2 separate regions of the Homo sapiens genome follow, and region 1 is linked to region 2. A link is a contact called in ENCODE Hi-C or POLR2A ChIA-PET data. All regions are on one chromosome and are shown on one strand. Each heading gives the region's core, a stretch centred on a gene start or an enhancer-like site at or near the end of the contact. The rest is flanking DNA. Distances are from core to core; before and after follow the strand shown.

What was found. Hi-C counts contacts between places; a loop is a spot of excess contacts on that map. ChIA-PET counts read pairs that join two places held with the same protein, here RNA polymerase II (POLR2A). Pooled maps may share reads with other maps.
Region 1: a loop to region 2 is called in a pooled map, with 5 times the contacts of the local background. The contact joins the promoter of BCL9L here to the promoter of HINFP in region 2. A Hi-C loop is called at or near these places in 1 of 168 maps with a recorded cell type or tissue (CD4-positive, alpha-beta T cell) and 8 of 50 pooled maps. POLR2A ChIA-PET finds 5 or more read pairs at or near these places in 5 of 52 experiments (A673, GM12878, HEK293 and 2 more).

The regions. Positions count from the first base shown.
Region 1 is chr11:118,922,850-118,927,442 of GRCh38, reverse strand. It overlaps BCL9L (BCL9 like), which reads left to right and starts at 1,517. Exons shown (of 10, transcript NM_001378213.1): 1 at 1,517-2,205. RefSeq lists silencers at 393-452, 1,273-1,412, 1,613-1,662 and enhancers at 1,858-2,359, 2,731-2,800, 3,029-3,568, 3,569-4,109.
Region 2 is chr11:119,118,438-119,123,308 of GRCh38, reverse strand. HINFP (histone H4 transcription factor) reads right to left here and starts at 1,729. Exons shown (of 10, transcript NM_198971.3): 1 at 1,670-1,729. It overlaps C2CD2L (C2CD2 like), which reads right to left. Exons shown (of 14, transcript NM_001290474.2): 14 at 4,765-4,871. RefSeq lists a silencer at 1,716-1,995.

The DNA of each region.
Region 1 (4,593 bases), core at 268-2,767, 200 kb after region 2:
TCAACCCCTCAAGGCCCTTAGGAATCTTTTGGGGGAAATCAGACATATATATATATGTGTGTGTGTGCATACACCTATACATATATAGGGGTGTGTGTGTGTATATATATATGTGTGTGTGTGTGTGTGACAAGATACAACACATCAGGAAGTACTCAGATGCTATGATGGGATAGGTGGTCAGAAGAGAGGGAGGTCAGTGAGGCTAGAACTATCTGGGGACCATCTGTGAGGAGGGGCAGGGGAGAGGGCCGAGGAAACAGCAGGAACAAGCAGGCTGGCTAGTGTTCTTCCTATCAGACACAGTCAATGCTTGTCACTTGCTATTAATTCTGGGTGGGTGGGGACAGTAGGAAACAGGGAAAGTGCCCTGGGATAAGGAGACCCAAATTCTAGTCCTGGGCTTACCACTTTCTAGCTGGGTAGCTCTGGGTAAGTCCTTAGGTAATGCAAACCTCAATTTCCTCACCTCTGTAATGGGACCATAACCTCTTTCTTGCAGGTTTGTGGTGAGCATTGAAACATGTGAAATGTTTTTAAAAAGCGCTTTGGGCCGGGCGCGGTGGCTCACGCCTGTAATCCCAGCACTTTGGGAGGCCAAGGCAGGTTGATCACCTGAGGTCAGTAGTTCGAGACCAGCCTGGCCGACATGGTGAAACGCTGTCTCTACTAAAAATACAAAATTAGCCGGGCATGGTGGCAGGTGCCTGCAATCCCAGCTACTTGGGAGGTTCAGGCAGGAGAATCGCTTTAACCCAGAAGGCAGAGGTTACAGTGAGCTGAGACCGCGCCTTTGCACTCCAGCCTGGGCAACAAGAGCGAAACTCCATCTCAAAAAAAAAAAAGGGCTTTACATTTTCTTTTTCATTGCCTCGATCGTCCTATAGGGTGGTGAGAGTGTGTGTGTGTGTGTGTGTGTGTGTGAGAGAGAGAGAGAGAGAGAGAAGCACTTTGAGGTTAGGTTAGGAGAGTTCTTTTGAGAAGACAAAGGTTTCACTTCCACAAACATTTTCTTAGCATGCACTTTGTGCTGCTGAGGATTGAGATGAAAAAACTCAGTCTGTGTCCTCAAGGACCTCATGGTCTACTAGGAGAGACATGAATAAAGAGATGCTCAGTGCATTATGGATGTGGGTGGGTACAACGAAGAGGGGACCCAGTGCTGTGTGTGTGTGTGTGTGTGCGCGCGCGTGTGTCCAGGCAACTTCCACTCCTTCCAATCAGTGCAGATAGGAAGGTAGGTTTGTCAAACCTTTCCCTAGCCTGGGATGTTGTTGGCGCGTCTCCTCCCCAGTTCTCAGGAGTGAGGAGGAGAGCAGAAACCCCCCTCCCCGCCCCCGGGCCAACCTGCCTCCCGCTAGCCGGCCGGGCGCCTTACCGAGTCAGACCACTGGGAGGCTGGGGGAGCCGGGTTGGGCGAGGAGGCAAGCGAGATGGGGGAGCTCTTATTTTGACAGGGGCCTCTCCGGGCTCTGGTATGAAGGCAGAAGGAGGCAGCCAGAGAGCCCCGATGCTTATTCAGGCTGGGGAGTGGAGCCGAGTGGAGGGGCAAGCGAGGCTCCGGCAGCGCAGGGGAGCCCGGGGAGGCGGCGGCGCGCGGCGGAGCCAGTGGCTGGACATGCCCCGGACCCGGGGCCGCTGCACCACCGCCGCCGCCCGGAGCCAGCCGGCCGGACGCCCGCACGCCTGGGTCCCCCGGCGCCGCGCCGCCCGGGGGCTGTGACCCGGACCCTCGGAGTCCGACCAACAATAAGCGCCCAGACAGCCCCTCCCCACCCAGCGCCCGGCATTCCCGCGGGCTTTGGGGAAAGGAAAGGAGAGGCGAGGAAGGAAGGAAGGAAGCAAGCAAGCAAGCAAGGGAAGGAGGAGCAGGAGCAGGAGCCGGAGCCCTGAGGTTCGGGGCCGAGACCCCGGCCCCGCGCCCCGGCCCCGGCGGGTGTGCGCGCTCTCCCGCCACTGCCCGGCGCCCGCGACCATGCTCCGCGGTTGGGAGGCAGGAACCCAGGCACCCAGCGATCCCCGGATAGCCTCTCCCGGGCCGGGCTGGTATTGAGATCAAGGCGTCCAGGATCAAAAGATCACCGCCTGCCCGCCCCCTCTGCATCTCCAACTGGCGAGCAGGAGGACCCCCATCCACACAACGACCCTGACCTGGTCATGGCGTCCAGCTCCGGCCTGGCGTGAGGACCCCCCAATCCGCGTGAGGTGAGGGGTGGGCTGGGGGCAAGGCGAAAGTCATGCCAGGCCAGCAGAGGCGCGAGGAGGGAGATCCAGTTTGAATCGGGGAGGGGAAACACAGTCTGATTGTCTCTTGCTCTCTGGCACGTACCCCCAGGCTGTTTAAGGTGTGGGGGACTCCCCCAGGGTCAGTGGAGGCTACTCTTAAGCCCCCAATCAGGTTGGCAGCTCCAGAACACCGTGGGGAGGGCTTAGGGACAGCCAGGGGACCCTGCCACCCTAGCGCAGAGAACAAGGCCGGCCTTGGGCCAGCTGGAGCAGCGAACCTTGCCCTGGGGGCTTCTGGGAGATGTAGTCCCCCTCCCAGGCTCACCAACCCCGTGGGTCTCAGCACCCCAGCCCTCCTCCTCTGGCTGATAGGAGCCTCCAGAAGGAGGTGGGTTGGGACTGGGGAGAGCTGGGGGTCACCCTTTTCTCCCAGGCACTGCCTGTGAGTAGCGGGGGCTGTGACTGAGGAGTCTCTTCTTCCAAGGCTTCTGAGTGATGTGGGCTTGGCTGGGGGGTGGGGCAGTCATACAGTTCCTTGGAAGTGTCCCTGCGCTGCTAAGGGGAGGTGGCCCCTGTCTTGATCCAAAGGAACCCTCGGGGAAGAATGTAGGAAGAGAAGTGAGCTTAGGCTTCTTGTTGCGCTGGGGTAGGTCCTATTCCAGGGCTGCTGGAATTTGGTTTCAGAAGAGACAGAGGGCTGCTCTCTCCTTCTGAGAAGGATAGTGTCCCTTGAAGTCTAGGAGTCTGGAGGGTGTCTCTCTGGAGCAATGAAGCTAGGATCAGCTACTGTCTGTCTGTCCAGCTTCCTTCCTTCCGGGTTTTTCTGACACCCCCTCTCTCCCTTCTCTTTCTGTCTACTGCTTGGGGTGTGTGTCTGTGTCTGTGTCTGTGTCTGGGGGAACCTCTGCTGCGAGGAGAAAAAGTGTTGCTCTGAGAGAGGTGAACTGGGCGTGTGTTTGAGCCCTCACAAAGGGGTTCCAAGCCTCCCTGGATCTTCTGCCCTCACTCCCAGCCTTGGTTTAGTGTGAAAGCTGACTGTGCCCTGTATCTGCTCCAACTCTGCTGCTGCCTCTGAGCAGCTCTCTGGATGAGACCACCACAGTGAGTGGGCTTCCACTGTCTTCTCCTTCTCTTCTTGGTCTCTCCAGGGAGCAGCCACTTCCGGGCAGGGGCTGCCTTGCTCTTCTGCTGCCTCTCAGCATGGGCCGGGCTACCTTCTCCAGGTCAGGACCACAATTTCATGACCCCAGAGGAGGAGCATGCTCAGGCCCTGTCTTCCTGGTGTCAGCTCTGAGGCCCTGCTGATAGAGGCCTCAGGACAGGACAGGGAGAGAATGGGTGAGGAAGGTGAGGAGCAGGGAGAGAGACTGGGAGGCTGGTGCCAGGAAGGAAGGTGCCGCCTCCCCCAGGTGATTTGCCTCCTTGGCCTTGGAGAGCCAGGCCTGGAAGCAGCCTTCTGGCCACCTCCCTCTAGGGGTTCCCTGCTTACCCATGTTGCTCCTGAGTGGGGTGGGGTGATGGTTCACAGCAGGAAGGGTGCTGAGGGGCAGGTAGAATACCTAAAATCTTGGATCCAGAGTGACTCTTGTGCCTGGAGTAGAAGGGGTCCCATGACTGGTGATGGGTTCTGGAGGCCCATATGGAGGTTCAGAATGAGTCTCTACTAGGATGGGGAGTCATGGGACCGGAGAGATACTACAGGGTCCTAGAGAGGGATTGGCAGTCCACAGAAATCTAGCGCCTCAGTGGCAATTTGGGACCTATTGATCTTGCCTGTTGAATCTGTGTTGGGTACCCATGACCCTGCTTAGCTAGTTCCTGCCTTTGGAGTCCTGGTACCTGGGTTAAGCGGGAGCCCTAGGCTGGGGTCTCAACTTCCAGACCAGGCAGGACAGTAGCCTCTGGGCAGGGGCCTAGGGGGTGGCAGTGTCGGCTCAGCAAGGGCTGGAATGCCTGGCACCTGCTTTAGATTAAAGGAGATGCCGAGCAAAGGGGAGCTGCCTGCCTATCAGGGGAGTGACTGCGATGGAGCTCCATGGAGCCCAGGAGTGGAGTGGGAGGAAAGGACCAGGGTTGCAGCAGCAGCTGCCGGGGCAGGAGTGGAGGGAGCCACTGTCACCCAGCTCTGCAGCCCTCCTCCAGGGAGTCCGAGAGCCACTGTCACCCAGCTCTGCAGCCCCTCCTCCAGGGAGTCCAATAGGAGGAGCTGGGGGCACCCCCACACTGCCTCTGGTACCACACGCTGAAGTTCTGTCCCAGGACCCTGGGACAGCTCTGGAGAGCTGGGGTGTTCAAGTTTCCAGTCTTCCCAGAATCAGAAGAGGCCCACAAGGAGGTGCCTGGGAAGTCCTTTGGGGTTCTTGTGGT
Region 2 (4,871 bases), core at 480-2,979:
GAGCACCCTCATTCCAATCCAAAGATCATGCTCTTTCTCCCACATGATGCTGTTCTCTGGCTTCCTCACCCATACTTCATTCCCTCTTCCTCTGATTCAATCATCTTTGTCTCTGAATACTCTACATTCTCCTAAAACTCTCTGCCTACGCAAGTTCTTTTTTTTTTTTTTTTTTTTTTTGGAGATGGAGTCTTGCTCTGTCGCCCAGGCTGGAGTGCAGTGCTGTGATCTGGGCTCACTGCAACCTCCGCCTCCCAGGTTCAAGCGATTCTCGTGACTTAGCCTCCGAAGTATTATAGCTGGGACTATAAGCACGCACCACCACGCCCAGCTAATTTTTGTAGTATTAGTAGAGACGAGGTCTTGCCATGTTGGTCAGGCTGGTCCCAAACTCCTGACCTCAAGTGATCCGCCCGCCTCGGCCTCACAAAGTGCTGGGATTACAGGTGTGAGCCACCGCGACAGGCCTACCTATGCAACTTCTATTCGCCTTTCAAACCCCAAAGTCTTCTCTTTGATGACCCCCTTCCCAATTCATCCAGGTACAGCTGGCATATCCCATCTCTTGCCCACGGCATCCACACACATCTTTGCTATCAATGCAATGAAACTTGTTTCCCCTAGACTAGGAGTTTCTCAGGACAGTGGCCATCACTTATTCACTTCTCATTCTCAGATTCAGCACAGAGCTTTGCACACCCCAGGTACTCAATAAATATCAGGAGATAATCACATTCCGGGAAGCCTTCCTAAACTACCCCATCCCTGAATCTACTCTTGCTCCTTAGTTCTATGGCTGGCACAGCTGACACCATAAAACTTCAACCCTATTTTCATGTTGCCATGGTCGTTTTATGTGTTCTAGTCTCGTTTACCCAATTGGACTATAAGAAGCTTCTGAGCAGAAACCATATCACACCTGCCCGTGTCCCTACACTGTGCCGAGCACAAATATTCTAAACATACACCTGCTGTTAGACTGGTGGGTAAGTCCAAGGAGGCAAGCTAGCTGGCGATACAGAATGATCTGAAACCTAGGCAAAACTCCCTGACGCTCTCTGACTGTCCTCCTGTCTTCTTTAATTTCTCTTTCTGTGTCTCTTGTTTCTACTCTGAGGAGATAGGGGCATGATCTTCACTCTACCCTCTTAACACTTAAGAGGGCATATACTGTAACGCAAGACAATGAATGAACTGTGGTATTCAAGAAAAAAAGGGTCCTAAACGCCTAAGAACTCATAATTTGGCCAAAAAGATAAGACTGATACGTGAAGACAACGACCGAAACAAAGTACCCGATGAGGGAGACCAGGACAGAGAGACACCTCCGCGGTCAGGCGAAAAGGAAGTCTCCCCTAAGCAGTGGGGCCCGCACCACGCCTCGAAGGACAGGTAGAATTTGGACAGAAGGAAGGAGACCGTCCCGTTGGGCAAAACCTCTCCACTCGCAGTCCCGCAGGCTTCCCGGAATCCTTCACGCTAAGGCGTGGCGGCGACCGAGTCTCAGCCGCAGCGAAGCCCCTAGACTAGAAAGCAGGGAGGTTCCAGTCGGGGTGAGGGGACCGGACCAGGGCAGACCAGCGTGGCCAAGCGGCAAGAATACTCGCCGAGGTGGCTCGGGAAGAGCTTGGCCTCCTGCAGCCCCTGCAGAGCACATACCCCAGCTTACCGTCTGTCGGCTCCAGGTCTCTTCAGCTCTTCTCCCACCTCAGACCATCTCCGGAGAGGCGCTTGAGGGACGGTCAAGGAAAGCCAATCGTCGTTCTCGGATCCGACTGACAGCCAATGGTAGCTGTGTCTGGCGGAACCCGTGCGCACCAAAACACGGAAGGGGCGGGAACAGTGGGTGGGGCTAGGCGTCCCGGGCGGACAGAGGGGCGACAGGATACGTGCAAAAGGTAGCACGTGACCGCGCCTCGCTGCTCAGGGCAACGCAAAGGCGGGGAGCCTATGGGCCTGAGTTCCCCTAACTGCGCAGGCTCGGCCTCCGGGACCCAACGGGCATGCGCAGGGCTCGCGCCTGGTGCGCAGTGGGGTCTCCCTCACGTGGTTCTTCGCTTTAGTTGGCTGGTTGCGTGGGCCTCGCGGAGAAAAAGGCGTGGGATGCTGCCCAGCGCTGTCGGCCCCGCTCGGCTCAGATTGAAGGTTCTACCCTTTCCTTCAGCCTCTTAGTCTTATTATGTTTTAAATGTTGGTATTATATGTTTCTCTTTCCCCCCAAAACTCGGCTTCCCTTCATCCACTCGTTCAGGTCAGAAAGCTGGCAGTCATCACTGATTCCTCTCACTTCTCACATCCAATCCATTGCCAAGTTCTGTGGATTCTACCTCCTTTTAAAACAGGATATTTCAAATTTATCCCCTTTTGTTTATCTTCACCGCCTCCCCCACCTCCCCTGTCCAGTGATGACCTCCAGGCAGGATTTATACATTAGTCTAATGGGTCCCGCTGCGTGCACACTTGCTTCCTTCCAAAGCATTCTCCACTTTGCAAAAAGCAGACCTGATCAAGTTACCATCTGCTTCAGACAATTCAAAGGCATTCTATTGCTTTCAGGGCAAAGCTCCAAAACCATACTGAGGTTTTCTAGACCCTTCAGCATCTGGGCTCTCCCTGTCTACTTTTTTTTAGTCCTTCTCGACCATATTTCTTGCTCTCCAGTCGCAAATTTCTTTCACCTTTTCCACCACACCAAGCCACCTTTTACCTCTCAAGCCTTGAACTTGTTTTCTTTACCTGGAATAATCCCTTTCTCCTCCTCCCACATTTATTTGACTGACTCCTACTAATTTTTATGGTCTCAGTGTAGATGCTTCTTTTTCCAAAAAGTCTTCCTGATAGTCCTTTCTTGTATTTAACAATACAGCTCAGTCACATTGTATTTGTCTGTTTACTCTCAGTCTGCATTCTTCACTAGACTAGTTCTTCACCTTTATAACTCCATCAGTGGGCCGGGTGTCGTGGCTCACGCCTGTGATCCCAGCACTTTGGGAGGCCGAGGCGAGTGGATCACATGAGGTCAGGAGCTCAAGACCAGCCTGGCCAACATGGGGAAACCCCGTCTCTACTAAAAATACAAAAACTAGCTGGGCATCGTGGCGGGCGCCTATAATCTCAGCTACTCGGGAGGCTGAGGCAGGAGAATCGCTTGAACCCAGGAGGCACAGGTTGCAGTGAGCTGAGATGGCACCACTGCACACCAGCCTGGGCAACAGAGCAAGACTCTGTCTCAAAACAAAACAAAAAACAAAATAAAACAAAAAACCCATCACTCACTTAGCCCAGTGGCTGAAACTCAGTAAGGGTTCAAGACATACTTGTTAAATAATATACCTTAATAAAGTTGGTTAAGACTGATATTTTATTGCATTGTAGTTTTCTGTATCTTCTAATCTAAAAATAAACCTATATAATTTGTACAATCAGAAAACACATTAAATGTTCAATATATATAAAATAAAATTTAAAATGCCATTAAGATAGTAAAGTCATACTTGTGCATAAATTTTGGTTTTAACAACAGTGAGTTATAACTTGGTCCCTATTTTAAAATAGGGTTTTGCAGGGCGCGGTGGCTCATGCCTGTAATCCCAGCACTTTGGGAGGCCGAGGCGGGCGGATCATGAGGTCAGGAATTCGAAACCAGCCTGGCCAACATGGCGAAACCCCATCTCTACAAAAAATACAAAAATTAGCCAGGTGTGGTGGTGGGTGCCTGTAGTGCCAGCTACTCAGGAGGCTGAGGCAGGAAAATCGCTTGAACCTGAGAGGCAGAGGTTGCAGTGAGCCAAGATCACTCCACTGCACTCCAGCCCGGGCAACAGAGAGAGACTCTGTCTCAAAAAAAAAAAAAAAGCGTTTTAAAAAATGTAATTCAAAAGTAACAAAATATATCTTACCAACTTTATTCATTCAAAAATGCATATAGTAGTACTTCATGAAATGCCATCCTCATTTTAATTCAGATTTACACCACTGAAAATAGCTTTTAGCTTTATTTAGCAATTTTATGAAGAAAAAGTTCATTCACAGAGCTGTGTAAACTCAAACATAGGTTACAGAGCAAAAATTTCAGGATTGCTCTGGGATCCATATATATGTTTCCAAAATTTAAAGCAGTGTCATTCTGTCTAGCATAGTTTACTTCTATCTCAATCTGCTTCTCTTGAAAACAAGCCACAATTTTGGCTGGGTAATTCAGACATATCCTGAGATTTGTTCTTTAAAAGCTGCCACAAAAACTGAAAGCATAATTCATACTCATTAAAAGCTGTGGATCCCTTCTGAAAGTGTGAAATGGATTAAGTTGATGAAAATATGTTTCGTATTTTTTTCATTCATTTAAAAATTCCCTATTTTTGAAACGTGATCAGGCTCTTCTTCACTAAAATATGTGATTCCATGGAACTCTGGGCAGCTCAGTACTGGAAGCTCAATACAGATTCCAGTTACCATCTACTCATTCCCCAGGTCCTGTAGAACTCTGAATACCTGTTCTCCCATCAACAAAAGTTTCTTGTGCAATCACAAGTTCACTGTGTTTGGTTGTCGTGTCATACTGGTAGAAAAACTGTTCCTCTGTGAACCACTAAGAGTTACATTTCTTAGACTGGGGAAACAGCTTGAAAAATCTCTTTGAATTTTCATGACTTAGAATTGAACATTTCACTACATAAAAATCAACCAAATCGATGTGTCCATCAATGGAGGATTGGATAAAGAAAACGTAGTTAATGTAGTGAGTGATAAAGAAAATGCAGTTTATAAACTCCAACTTGACTTTAATAAATTAAATTCCAAGCTGTCACACAGCAATGGACATCATTATCATCGCCCAACACACACACACACAGTGGAATACTACTCAGCCA